2 separate regions of the Homo sapiens genome follow, and region 2 is linked to region 1. A link is a contact called in ENCODE Hi-C or POLR2A ChIA-PET data. All regions are on one chromosome and are shown on one strand. The core of a region is the stretch at or near the end of the contact, and the rest is flanking DNA. Distances in the headings are between cores, read along the strand shown. Region 1 holds the start of CCNYL1 (cyclin Y like 1). Region 2 overlaps KLF7 (KLF transcription factor 7).

Region 1 (6,569 bases), core at 3,780-6,279:
AAAAGATGCCCAATCATAAAGGATAGGTAAATAAATGATACTCCAACCATCTGATGGTACATTAAGCAGTTACTAGAAGGCATGCGATAGAGCAGGGTGTCCTGGCATGGAAAGATATCTTGGAGCACTCTCTGGATGTCAAGCAGTGATTCAGGAATTTATGACATTATTTCACTGCTGTAAGTTATGAAGCAGCTCATATAGAATGATCTCATTTTTCTAAAATAAAATGTTATATTCATATGCATACCATAATCAATGACTTTTCTGTATTCTCTATGTCTTTTACATCAAACATATTATTCAAAAAAGCAAAAAAAAAAAAAAAAGAGAGGGCTTAAAATAGCTACTGGAAAGAGGAAAGATCTGTTGCTCAGAGGTTTTTCCACATTACATTGCCAATTCTTTCCCTACCTTCACCCATCAGTGGAAAAGAATAGAAAGAGTCACTTCAGAGAGCGCCTTTAGCCAGCAAATTAGCAAAGCTCCTAACGTCAGAACATAAAATGCTCCATGAAAAGTCAAGAGTACTAATAAAATCGGACAATAAGATCTTAGTATCTTATTTTGTGTTACTGATACTACCGTCAGTTATGTTAGACATACCGTTAAATAAAGGCAAGGTAGTAGAAAATACTTTGAGTCTATCTGAAATGTTTACTAGGTTCTTAGGAGCATCTCTTAGCTTGACGAGACCAGGCGTGGTGGCTCACACCTGTAATCCCAGCACTTTGGGAGGTTGAGACAGGTGGATCACCTGAGGTCAGGAGTTCCAGACCAGCCTGGCCAACATGGTGAAACCATCTCTACTAAAAACACAAAAAATTAGCTGGGCGTGGTGGCACACACCTGTAATCCCAGCTACTCAGGAGGCTGAAGCAGGAGAACTGCTTGAACTCTGGGCGCAGAGGTTACAGTGAGCCGAGATCGCGCCATTCCACTCCAGCCTGAGCAACAAGAGCGAAACTCCATCTCAAAAAAAAAAAAAAGGCCAGGCGCGGTGGCTCACACCTATGATCCCAGCACTTTGGGAGGCCAAGGCAGCTGGATCGCTTGAGGTCAGGAGTTCGAGACCAGCCTGGCCAACATACTGAAACCCTGTCTCTACTAAAAATACAAAAATTAGCTGGGCATGGTGGCATATGCCTGTAATCCCAACTACTTGGGAGGCTGAGGCAGGAGAATCACTTGAACACGGGAGGAAGAGGTTGCACTGAACCAAGTTTGTGCCATTGCACTCCAGCCTAGGCAAGAGTGAAGCTCTGTCAAAAAAAAAAAAAAAAAAAAAAGAAATAGCTTGAAGAACAAAGCCGAGCGTCATTTATGTATGATTTTTGTCTAAGTAACAAAAATAATTCTTCATTGTAGAAAAGCTAAATTTTTTGTTTGTTTGTTTGTTTTGAGACAGAGTCTTGCTCCACTGTCCAGGCTAGAGTGCAGTGGCACGATCTCAGCTCACTGCAACCTCTGCCTCCTGGGTTCAAGTGATTCTCCTGCCTTAGCCTCCTGAGTAGCTGGGATTACAGATGCCCGCCACCACACCCAGCTAATTTTTGTATTTTTAGTAGAGACGGGGTTTCACCATGTTGGCCAGGCTGCTCTCGAACTCCTGACCTCGTGATCCGCCCACCTCAGCCTCCCGAAGTGCTGGGATTACAGGCGTGAGCCACCATGCCCAGCCAAATGTTTTACATCTCAGTAAGAATTTCTGTTTCCAGGGAGACTGATATAAAATTGTCTGAAATAAAGATATTAAAAGCAAACTTTCAATGTGTCTATACTTTATATTTGGTGTTCTGGCCATGTTTCTATGGAAACTTATGAATAATAGGCAAATGCCGAAATGGAGATTTCTATTATCACTTTATTGAATGCCACAAAAATAAATTTTGAGACAAATTGAAATAAAAATGTAACTGTCATACTAACATACAATGGTAAATTCTGTGCTTACAAATTCTCTTTTTCCAACTTTTCTGATTTAGCACTCTTTATCATCATCCCATGCTTAATGCCTGGTACCTTACCTTCCCTCTTGCCAGCTTCTAATATTCCTCTGTCCAGTGCATTCTCAGCTTCAATTCACAGTTACCAGAACAAACTCTTTAAAATTTATCAACCTGTTTATTTGATGGGTATATTTAGGCCATTTTGTTACCTCTACTTTTATTCTTATCCACTGAAATGAATGTATAGACATAAGATGGAGCCAGGCAAGATGGCACACGCCCGTGGTCCCAGCTATTCAGGAGGCTGAGGTGGGAGGACTGCTTGAGCCCAGGCCAGGAGTTCGAGGCCAGCCTGGTCAACACAGTGAGACTCTTTCTCTTAAAAAAAAAAAAAAAAAAAAAAAAAAGAGATGTAAGTGTTGCCTCTGAATCGTGTAAAATAAACTTTGAAAGGAACTAATCAAGACCGAAGTAAGTTCTCAAAAACAGGACTATTTTATGGGTAAAATACATGATGCATTCTGGATTTTTAAAAGTTTTTTAAGAACTGAACTTGGTATATCTCACCTCCATGTCAGTCTGAGAACTGAGAACCTTAGTTCTGCTCAGTGGCTGTCTTACATAGTCATTCTACATACCTAACTCTTTATTTCTTCATTAGCAACACGGGGAATATAAACAGGCCTTATTTTGGAAGGGCTAAATTACATGTACATGAAAGTATGTATTTTCATGTACACTGGGTGGGAGCCTTATTTGGGGCTCTCACCCAACACCACCCACCCATCTACTAACTGGTGTGTAAAATCACTCAGAGGCTTACCTGACACCACTAAGAGAGCATTAAGTTTTCACAAGCACTTACATGCTTTGTGTATAAAGGTACAATCAATTAACTCACATAATATATTTGTTCATTCTTTCACAATGTCTGAATATTCCGAAAGGTAAGTAAAGTAGTTCCTAGTTACAAAGGCATGTCCATCATGAAGCTTAATTATTATTTTAAAGAAATTAAGAGTCCAAGCAAAGTTTAAATATAAGAGTTCTAACACATTTCTTCTATAGTAATGAAATCTCTGGCATTTATACGAAACAAATGAGCCCACTGGATTTAAACATCTTTATGATACAATGTTTTTCTACTTCAAAAGAATTAGTTTTTATTCAAGAATCACGCTGCTACCCAGAATTATTTTTACCTAGACTTATCTCTTTCCAAAATTCTAAAGGCAAAAAACTAAACGTTTCCTCTCCCCTCACCCCTACCTCAACGGTTTAGAGTCTGACGAACCCCAACATTCTCATCTTTGACCAGGATTCTATTGGCAGGATTGGGAGGAAGGAAGGGGAACCACGGAAACAAATACTCTTGAGCAGGCAGGGTCTAGCATTTTAACTTCCAAACCATTACATTATAAATTAAGTCTAAATTTATACTTTGTCTCTTTTGAAACTTCTAACCATGAACCACCCCACCTCTCTTTTAGAACAAGGAGGTATTGAAGTCTGTTAAGTCACCGGAGAATGGCTGGAGATGTATTTGCCACCGTGGGAATTTTAAAGTAATCAGAACTCCGTGGCTAAACTCCTTTGAGTTAACAACCTCTGGGCGCGGTGGCTCACGCCTGTAATCCCAGCACTTTGGGAGGCCGAGGCGGGCGGATCAAGAACTCTGGAGTTAGAGACCAGCCTGACCAACATGGTGAAACCCCGTCTCTACTAAAAATTCAAAAATTAGCTGGGCGTGGTGGCGCACGCCTGTAATCCCAGCTACTCGGGAGGCTGAGGCAGAGGAATCGCTTGAAACCGAGAGGCGGAGGTTGCAGCGAGCCGAGATCGCGCCACTGCACTCCAGCCTGGGCGGGCGACAAAACGAGATTCCGTCTCAAAAAAACAACTTGTCTGCACCCCTGGTAATAACCTCTCACACCCTTCACAGTCATTTTACGCCCCTCCCCCCATTTTCTTTCTTTCTGTGTTCAAATTATAGTTGGAAGGAATAAAGCAGCTTCTTTCACGCCGACTTAACCTATTAGGAATACCATATAGTGTCTCCTATGGCAACCTCTATTTTGAGTCTAGATAAGAAATCCTCAAACATCTGGGTCTAAACTGTCGCGGGCATCAGCTATCTTCACGGATGGGAGGAAGGAACAATCAGACCCTTACCTGGTTCCTTCACTTAGGTACCATCTGGATGGGTTAAGGGAGGGAATGGGATGAGTACTCCGAAGTTGAGGTATTTGAGTTTCCATTGAGAAAAGGAAAACAATATACCCCAAAAGTCTTAGCAAAGTCCCACCAGACAATGAACAGAGCTACAAACAAGAAGGGCGGCGGACTAGAGGGTCCCACGCCGGCTTGGGAGAATGGGAAGCGGGAGCAAGAACTGGGCGTTACGGTAAGGAGGAGGAAAAGAAACTGGCCAGACGCAGCAGGGCAAGAATAAGGGGTGGGGACGCGAGGCAGAACCAGCCTTCGTCCCGGGGCCGGCTACCGGCAGGAAGGAGCCCGAGGCGGCGGATGCCTCCCGGGGGACTCTGGGGGAGGAGGCGGGCAGAGGTGAGCCCGAGGGCGGATGGCATCCGCCGCCTCCTTACCTTCGGGCATCTCGCGGTCGCTGATGTGCTGCAGGTGGTGGCCCTCGCCCTCTCCGAAATCCAACTCGGCAGGCTCCACCACAGCGGGCGCTACCGCCACCGCGTCCCCGGACACCGCCTCGTAGATGTCGGACGCGCAGTACAGCTCCGCCGACCCCGCGCGCCGGCCCAGCTTGGGGCTGGCATTGGGGGACACGCAACAGGTCAGCGTGTTCCCCATGGGAAGCCTCCGCTCCTCTCTGCCACCGCCTTCGCTCGCCCCCTACTCCGCCGCCCTCAACAGCCGCCCCCTCCCCCAACAATGGCGCGGCCGGCACCGGCAGCCCCGGGCTACGCTGGGGCTGCACCGCGCAAGCAGACGCCGCCTCGCCCGCGGTTCGCCCGCCCGCCCCGCGGCCCGGCCCCGGGCAGGGCTCGGGCCTCGGCCGCACCCCCACCGCCGCGCTGCCGCCGCCTCCCTTAAGCTGACTCGTCTGCGAGGGCGGTGACCAGCCCGGCTTATTTAAAAGGGGTGGGGAACCCAACAAGCGCTGTGAAGCACAGCCACTGCCGGGAGAGAGCGCGGCTGGAGCTCCTCCTCCTTCCGCCGCCGCCTACCGACTGAAGGCCGCTGGCCCTGGCCGGTGCCTGCCAACCGGAACGCGACCTGCGGTCACCTGGTTAGGAGGAACCAATCATGGTCAGAGTTCCCCCTCCGGCGCCCGCCTCGAAGCCAGGCACGTGACCTGCTGCCCCGCCCCCGCCTGGCAGCTGCCCAGCCCCTCACGCCGCTATCCCAGACTCGGGTTTTCATTCATCGCTGGCTGCTGGGAGCTTTCCGGTCCTACTGGAAGCGCACGGGCATTTGTAACTGGAAGCTGTGTCAATGATCTCTGTAGAAAGCCGTTATTAGTAAAGAGTTCGCTCCATTAGCAACTCTTCTTCCGAGTCTGACAGCTTTCGTTTGCTCACTAAACTTGGTTACACCCAAATTGTTAACTGTTTTTGTAACTCAGTGCTCCGCTCCTGTCTTCCAATGAGCGTTAGTTTTCACCTGCAACGTGATCATAGCAACCCTGGGGCCCTGGTCCTACTCTCCATAAAGAGTTGTGGCTGTGGGTCTTGAATGAGACTCGAGGACACGTCACCCTTCCACTTCCTCATCCATAAAATAGGGACCTAACTCGTCCCTGCCAACTCTGAAATGCTGGGACTCGCCAACTCCCTTTTCTTGCCTGTTTCTCTCCTCTAGGCAGGGACTTCCAGGTTTCTCTTCTTGTACTAAAAACAGCACAGAAAGCACGATTTTCTCACGCAAAACTGAGAACCATGCAGTGGGGCACCACAGTCTTGATTCCATGAAGATGAATAGTTACCATTTGGCAAGCACTATGTGCCAGACAGTGTTCCAACTGTGGTATATTTATTTAACCCTTAAAAACAATCCCGGCCGGGCGCGGTGGCTCATGCCTGTAATCCCAACACTTTGGGAGGCCGAGGCGGGCGGATCACCAGGTCAGGAGATCCAGACCATCCTGGCTAACACGGTGAAATCCCGTCTCTACTAAAAATACAAAAAATTAGCCGGGCATGGTGGCACGCGCCCGTATTCCCAGCTACTCGGGAGGCTGAGGCAGGAGAATCACTTGAACCCGGGAGGCAGAGGTTGCCGTAAGCCGAGATCGCGCCATTGCACTCCAGCCTGGGCGACCTAGGCTCCGTTTCAAAAAAATAAAACATAAAAATAAAAATAAATAAACAAATATATATATATACACACAATGTCACTTCCTCCCTAAGCTTGATTTCTACCTTTATTTTCTGATCATCATGATCAGGGACCCTCACCCTGAGCAGTCATGTAAGCTTGCGGAAGTAACTTAACTTCTGCGTCCCAATTTCTTCTATAAAACCTGCAAAATGGGATTGTTTTTTTTTTGTTTTTTTTTTTTTGAGACGGAGTTTTGCTCTTGTTGGGCGCGGTGGCTCACGTCTGTAATCCCAGCACTTAGAGAGGCAGAGGCGGGTGAATTGCTTG
Region 2 (6,985 bases), core at 2,108-4,607, 570 kb after region 1:
ATCTTAAGAGGACCAATAATTTGGACCACTAACCACTGTCTATAATTACAGTACAATTGCTGTTCTTTTAATGGGAGCAACAAATTTGCCACACTTCACCCCTCTCTTAACCTATTTGAGAAGATAGGTATAGGAACCAGACAGAGGTCAAATATCAGCTTTATTATTAATGAAACTGGATTTATACCCAATTGGCAAGTGCAGTCTCAATTTAGCTTCCCCATACTTCCCTGTGCCCAACCCCTTCTAGCCCATGGGCTGACTTATACCATGGGAAAGTATATGTTGCATAGAATAGCAGGTTGCCAGGAATGTCCGTGCCCTACCTGTCCTATCTGGGCATCAGTGGGGCATTCATGTTCTGGCCCCAAGCTGCTTCCCCCATGGAAGAGGGCAGAGTAAAGCCCTCCAGGAAAGAGGCCGGATGAGAGACAAATGGGCCATGCACTGTTTTCTCTTTCTTCCGTTTTTCTGGTTTTTTTTTCTTCTTTTTGTTTTTTCTTCCAATGCTACCACTTTCTCTCTTGAGCAGGAATAAGTAAAAGGAAGAAAGGAAGTCCAGAAGCCTTACTTCCAGGATATCCTGGAAGATACTTACTTGTGGGAGTGGAGATCCCCAAGGGAAACACAGGACAACAGAAAGGGTCCCCTAAGGAGAAGGAAGACTGAGAGAAGGGAATATTCCAGAGGAGGTAAAGGGGAGGATCCCATAAAGCAAGGGAAAGGGGTCTGGTGCAGAAAGCAAGACGGGAAGCAGCAGTGACAGCTTTATATTGGTCTGACTCAGGGGAAGGGGGCAAATCCATATTGTTCCAGGCCTTGGTACTTGAAGAGCATAGGCCAGAAAGTGACTGGGAGTCCTCAGGGGAGGGGAGTGATCTAAGATATGCTTAATTCTAGTGTGTCTTGAATTCCCCCAAAGTAACCTGCAAGAGAAAATGGAGAGAATGTGGGGAATATACATGGTAGCTTCAATGGAAGGAAGGGTGATATGTATGAAGAGATGAGAACAGGAGAATCTCAAAAACACCCTGGCTGCATAGAGGGCTTTGTGCTTTATGTATTCACCTGTCCACTTGCCTGTTGGTCACTTTATATCAGAATGTTATTTACTTGTAGTCCTGCAGTTGACTGGCCCTTGCTGGAGCAGGGTCCATCACCCATCAGCAAGGGATGAAGACATTAGAATGGTCACACTCGTTCATAATAAACCATTGCAACTCTTGAGAAGGAAGTAGAGAATGCTCAATTTCATCGCTATAATTTATTTCTCTTTGGTGATTTTTTGGTTCTCTTTCTTTAGTTCATTCACTTAATTTCTCCACCCTTCTCCTTCCTTTCCTCATTCCTTATCTCTTTCTTCCTTTCCTGGGGTCCTTCTGTGTGCCCCACACTGTGCTAGGTGCTGAGGATGCAGTGGTGAACCTGACATTGCCCATGCTCTTGTGGAACTTAAAGTCTAGAGGTGGACCTGGAAGATAAATAGGCACAGAAGTTTAAATTGTGATTGGGAAATAAGGGAAAGATTAGGGTGCCAGGAAAGAATACTCCTTAGTGACATTCACAGTCACATCTGACATAATGAAGGAATATTTCTACTCATCTTCCCAAAAATATTCTTCTCAAAAACTTTTCCTGAAAGTTTACAGTTACCACTCAAAAGGAATCTAAAATGGAACAGACATTGAGAACACTTACAACTGACACCTGTATTTCATTTATGATTAGTCTCTTTTTGGGTTTGATAACTTCCCATCCATGTATCTACCTGTAATTTTCATCTTGCTAAGCAAAAAAGTTGTCATACTTTATATAGTAGGTATATTGCCAGTGTTGAATAGATGTATTATTGTTTAAAGGTTCATTAAAAGAAACTCTCAACTTCTTTCTTAGTGTATTTGTAGTATTTCTTCCATTGGAAAAAAATGAGTGAAGAATAGGAAAAGTTATTGGGTCTTTCCATGTTACATATTAAATCATGTCAAATAAGAGATTTTGACTGAGCCTGCCAGTAAGGTCTTAATGATACGTTACTGCACAGTATTTCCTAACAAAGTCTGTATACATGTAAGCAGCAGGTAGTTATGGTCATCAGTGGTGGCAATTCGTTTTTACAATATAGATACGAGAGTTCCATTCCTTAAGTTCTGCCCCAGAACGGACTGGTGAGTTGTCACTGTCCCTGTTGACAAATGTGAATAATAACTAAAAATACTTCAGGCTGCATTTGTCTGATTCTGGCTTGGTATGTGGCTAAAGGGGAAAAAAACCTTTCTGGGAAGTGTGATGCTTCTTTAACAGCAAATGGATTGAATTGATGCAAGTCTGATGTGCAACAGGGGGTACTTAACCTTCTATCTAGAATCAAACGCCAGAATTGGAGAAGCTGAAGCCAACCACGACTTCATAAAGATAAGACATTTACTTGATCTGCATGACTGGAGGAAGGATTTGGGGACTAAGATGTGTTTGAAAACTTAGTTGGTTTACTTTTAATGTCAGCAGATTTGCTGCCCTGAAATGACAGATATGGAAGCTGCTTGGGGATAGTGGCAGGATGACCGAAAGACCAGCACAGATCTTCAAAGAAAGGGGAAGACTGAGCCACCCTGTGTTCATTGGGTATCATGGGAGTTGGTGATAGAGGCAGTTGGCTTGGGTCATATGACCTATGAGAGGGAAACAGTGACCCAGCTGGGTGGGAGTCCTAGGCAAATCAGAAGGAACACAAGGATAGGGTTGGTGGTGTCATTTTCATGAAGTAGAGCTATTATTTCGTTCTGGTGAAAAAATGTATAAGTGTTCATTTGGGTACTTGTCGGTAACCCAAGAAAACAGAGTGAAAAATGATTGACAGTGGATGCTTTAAAATTTGTGACTGCAGATGAAGGAGCATCCCATTTGTATGACACATTTAAAACTTCTGCCTTAGGTTAGTCCCTTGACATGACTTTTCACTTGCTGGCATTTTGGAAGTCTATGCCAAATGACAGCTCTCTGCCACCCAGCCTTTGCTCAGTCTAGCTATGCTTTTTTTTTTTTTTCTCCCCCCCGCTGTGACGACTCCTAGACCAGGGCCAGGGTTTTTATGGGAGCCTCTCTACATTGCGTTCATCTGTTGCGCTTACACAAGCAGTTGCCTCCCTTGAGTTAAGACTCTAATGAAGCATGCTTTCCCCTGGAGCCAGCCTGCCCCTCCCCTGGCCTCTCTCTCTCCACCAAGGCAGAGAGCGAAGCCCTCTCTTATGATATTGCAGAGTTAATAATGCTGCTCTATTGGTTTTGTGAGCCTCTCAGTCACAGGGGGAATGTGTGGGGGATGGGCCCCAAGCTAGGAAGTGTGCCTCCTCTAACTCTCTTTCCGGCCCTGAAGCTTTTGTTTTGAATCTGGAAGCTTCAGACCAGGGCTGGATTTCCAAAGGTCAAATGTGCCTGCACATTTTGTCCTTAATGAGTGAGCCTTGCCCTGGAGCCCTCGCTGAAGGCGCCTGCGTTGAATCTGAGTAGTAGCCACAGAAGCAGTAGCTCCATAGCCAAATCCATTTGCCTGACATGCCACCCTTGAGAGAGCCTCCACGAGCCACTGAGGGTTACTGGCCAGGAGAATGTGGTCATAAATGCATGTCTACAGGAATGGGTGAGGTTTCCTTTTTGCTTAGAAAGCCAGAAAAACATCAACAGAGAGAGGCTACAAAGCAGAAAAACATACCCAGACTCCGAACCTTCAGTTCCCTCAACTGACAAAATACTTGAGGGTTTTAAATAGAAACAGTTTAACTTTTTTTTTTTTTTGGTAAATGGAGGGATTTTTTTTTTTCATGTCATTTCTTTTGTTCCTCTTCCTCATTTTCTTCTCCTCCTCCTCCTTTTACTTTAAACTTTACGTGTGAAGATCAACTGATCTCTGAGGAACTGACGTTTCTTTTATTTGATGATGAGAATTTCCTAACTCATTGTTGATCTTTTTGCTTCAGCTACCAGGCAAATCAGAGATGAGTTTAATTCTGTGCTTAATCCAGTGGCATTGTATTTTAGCTAAGATTTTTTTTGATAGTATTTATTTCCATCTTTTTGGGTTTTGTCCTCATTTTGATTTGTTATGTTTTTGTTGTTGTGTTGTTTTCTAAATTGGGAGTATCAGTCTGAAAAAGAAAATGCCTTGAATGATTTCTTTGACATTTAGGTTCAGGAATATCACTGGGCAACATTAATACGGCTACTGGGTTTCACTAATATCTTTTGAGCTCTTTAATCTTTCCCTGAGTTATCACTGAAGATCTAGAGAAACAGCTACTGCCTTTTAGAAGTGCGTTGGCAAAGCTTAACCCAGAGCAAACCACCAATGTAATTGTCAGCCAAAAATAGAAGACATTTTTTAGGCCCGAGGGCATGCATTTCTTGCTCCTCCGTAATGTGTACCCCATTCATCAGAATCCTAGACTGCTCATCCTTTTCCAGACACACAGTGGGGCTTTCACCTCTCTACACCCTTGCTCACACTGTGTGCACTTTTTAGAATGTCATTGTTCCCTTTCTCCACTTGGCAAAAGTTCACTCATTTGCCAAGGTCTGTTTCAAATGTGACTTCTTCACAAGGCCTTCACTGACCTCTGCAGGGAGAGTGAGTGGGTTCCTTCTCTGTGTTGCCATACCACTTCATTCAGCCTAGTGCTTAGTCGCATGTGCTGTGTTATCTTGAATTGCATGTATTTCTATCCCTCTCTTCCTGTGATACCATGAGCACCTTGTAGGCAGATATTGAGCTCTAGAATCGCTTGAAGTCTCCAGCACAATGTCCTATATAAAGTGGAAGCTCAGTAAATAACTGTTGAATTAATTTGAAAGAAGTACAAGATAACAGACCCTGCCCTGAAAGGCCATCAGAGTTCAAACAGGTGTCACCTGTTTATCTTAGCAGAGCTTTTTCTCCCCAGGCATTCATTATCTTATTGGGCAAAATCTACCAATCTCCCAGTCACCTCAGTGAAGAGCATGCAATGAAAAATAATAGTAGCTCCTAATCAAGATTTTTAAAAAATTCATTGAAGAAGTATTTATTGAGCAGCTATTGATTATGCCCAAAAGAAGTTTAAAGCTTGGTGCCAGACCTCAAGGCTCATTGGATTTGTCAGAGCTCTTGCCTCTTCCTGCTTGACATTTCATGGTGCCTTCTCTACAGATTTCTCATTCTTGTGACAAGATTCTTATTGAGAGCAGGGATTCCAGCCGAGTACTGCGGGGCAGGAGGAGCTGAGCAGGGCCGAATGAAAGTGCAGCTCATCATTATTTCCTTCAGCTGGGTCTCTCCTCAAATAAGGGATTTCTTAGGGAAACTGTGGGACGTGAGGCTTAAGGTTCTCCAGCTGATAACTACCCTAAGAGACAGTTATACCATAATTTGGATCCACAGGGAAGAAAGAACTGCCCAAATATGCCTCTGTTTTTTTCTTTTGCCTCTGCTTTCATTTGAAACAGAAGGCTCAGACTGGCAGCTGTGGGCCCTTTGCTTGTCTCACGCACTCTAACTTTTTAATACTCATTGCCAACATTGAAACAATTGGAGAGATTCCACATAAACCCCAAAAGATTTGGGCTTCCTTTAAAAACACTTGCCAACTCTGGACCTCTGTTTTCTACATGATATCGATGAGCTGGTGCTATGTACCAACTTCCCCTTTTAGATGGCATGTGCTATCCAGTTTACCACAGTCCCCACCCCTCATTATTGTCATATTCCTTGACTGTTTCACTAATGTATGTTATGCTCCTAGTCCCTGAATGTGTTTGAGTTTGATTCCTAACCTAGATTTATGGGAAGATGTGTTACCTTTTAGAGGAAAGCATCCTCAGAAATAGCATCTACCTACTGCAGCACCCTAAGGACAAGTATGTGGTCTTGTATCATGGGACCTTGTCTAGGAGACTGAGCAGAAACTGCAGTCCAGAGTCTGAAATTGAGATACCTGGAGCATGGCACTGCTATAAGCAGAGGGATCAGAGTAGGGAATTCCATTTTCCTCATACCCTGGTTCCCTAAGCAAACAAGATTTGGTCATGAGAAATTTATTATATTCACGGAGGATTTTCATACCATTGGGAAGGATATATATATAGTCCATTTTATATATCTCTATATATATACTAATACTTTTGGTTTCTTGATAAAGAAACCAGAGACTGAAGATGAGATGACTTGAGGAAACGCATAGAGCTAATTATGTAGAAGGAGCAGGCAGAAGTCATCCTGACTTTTGTCTGTGTTCTCTCCATGACTCCACATTGTCTTTTATTTTACATACTTACAAAAAGTCTCAAAGTTGAAGGATTTGGTGTCCAAGACGGATCAGGTACCCTTTACAATGAGATACTTAATTGCCTGCTTTTAACAGAGATGGTCTTCTACCAGCATACATTTCTGAATCACAATAGTCTTCCTCACCCACTGGCCCACCCTTCTTTTTAGTCTGTTACTAACAGGTGATTATAGACACAACTACTTTAATGTTTAGGCTCCATGTAGGGAGCAGGGCCAAGTGTAAATTGTGCCCTTGAGGTGATCTGCTTCCCAGAGTTTGATGATCCTCTTGGTTAGAGGTGTGTTACTGATGGGAGCAGCTACTGGCATCCAAGATTTTTATACAAGAATGAGATGCTTACTGTTCATCTGTTTTCCATTGCTCCTATTTTTACTCCTCTTGTTGCTTCTATTTCTTACATGCTTTTTTTTCCTCACTGCATTTTCTGTTTTGAACAAAAGGGATGGGTGATATATGATACTGGTGTTGGAAAATGCATTAGTCTCTAAGGACTGGGAGAAAAATGTTGACTTATTTAGTCCAATTTGTATTTTCATATTTATTAAAATTAGAAAATGTTTTTTAAAATGTTGGATAGCAGGTTCAAATCCCCCCTTTAAAAATTATATAAATTTGAGTTTCTATGTATTTGGTATTAATCAAATAACCAAAATAAGGTCTTCAATAAA

Evidence for each region. A loop is a pair of places that touch in the nucleus more often than their neighbours do. ChIA-PET counts read pairs that join two places held with the same protein, here RNA polymerase II (POLR2A). Pooled maps may share reads with other maps.
Region 2: a pooled map shows a loop between it and region 1 (4-fold over the local background). The contact joins the enhancer-like site here to the promoter of CCNYL1 in region 1. A Hi-C loop is called at or near these places in 7 of 50 pooled maps. POLR2A ChIA-PET finds 5 or more read pairs at or near these places in 2 of 52 experiments (CD4-positive, alpha-beta T cell and GM12878).

The regions. Positions count from the first base shown.
Region 1 is chr2:207,710,100-207,716,668 of GRCh38, reverse strand. CCNYL1 (cyclin Y like 1) reads right to left here and starts at 5,029. Exons shown (of 10, transcript NM_001330218.2): 1 at 4,553-5,029. The coding sequence starts at 4,772. RefSeq lists silencers at 4,206-4,365, 4,378-4,487, 4,908-5,357 and enhancers at 4,229-5,225, 5,578-5,627, 5,638-5,837.
Region 2 is chr2:207,140,228-207,147,212 of GRCh38, reverse strand. The region is part of intron 1 of KLF7 (KLF transcription factor 7); the gene reads left to right. Among named protein-coding and RNA genes, the nearest start is that of KLF7, 22 kb to the left of the region's middle. RefSeq lists an enhancer at 4,430-4,931. Within about 2 kb of position 3,357, at least 30 of the 41 ENCODE cell types and tissues checked have a DNase peak (open chromatin) inside an H3K27ac peak, as active enhancers do; they include CD4-positive, alpha-beta T cell and GM12878, where a contact is called at or near this core.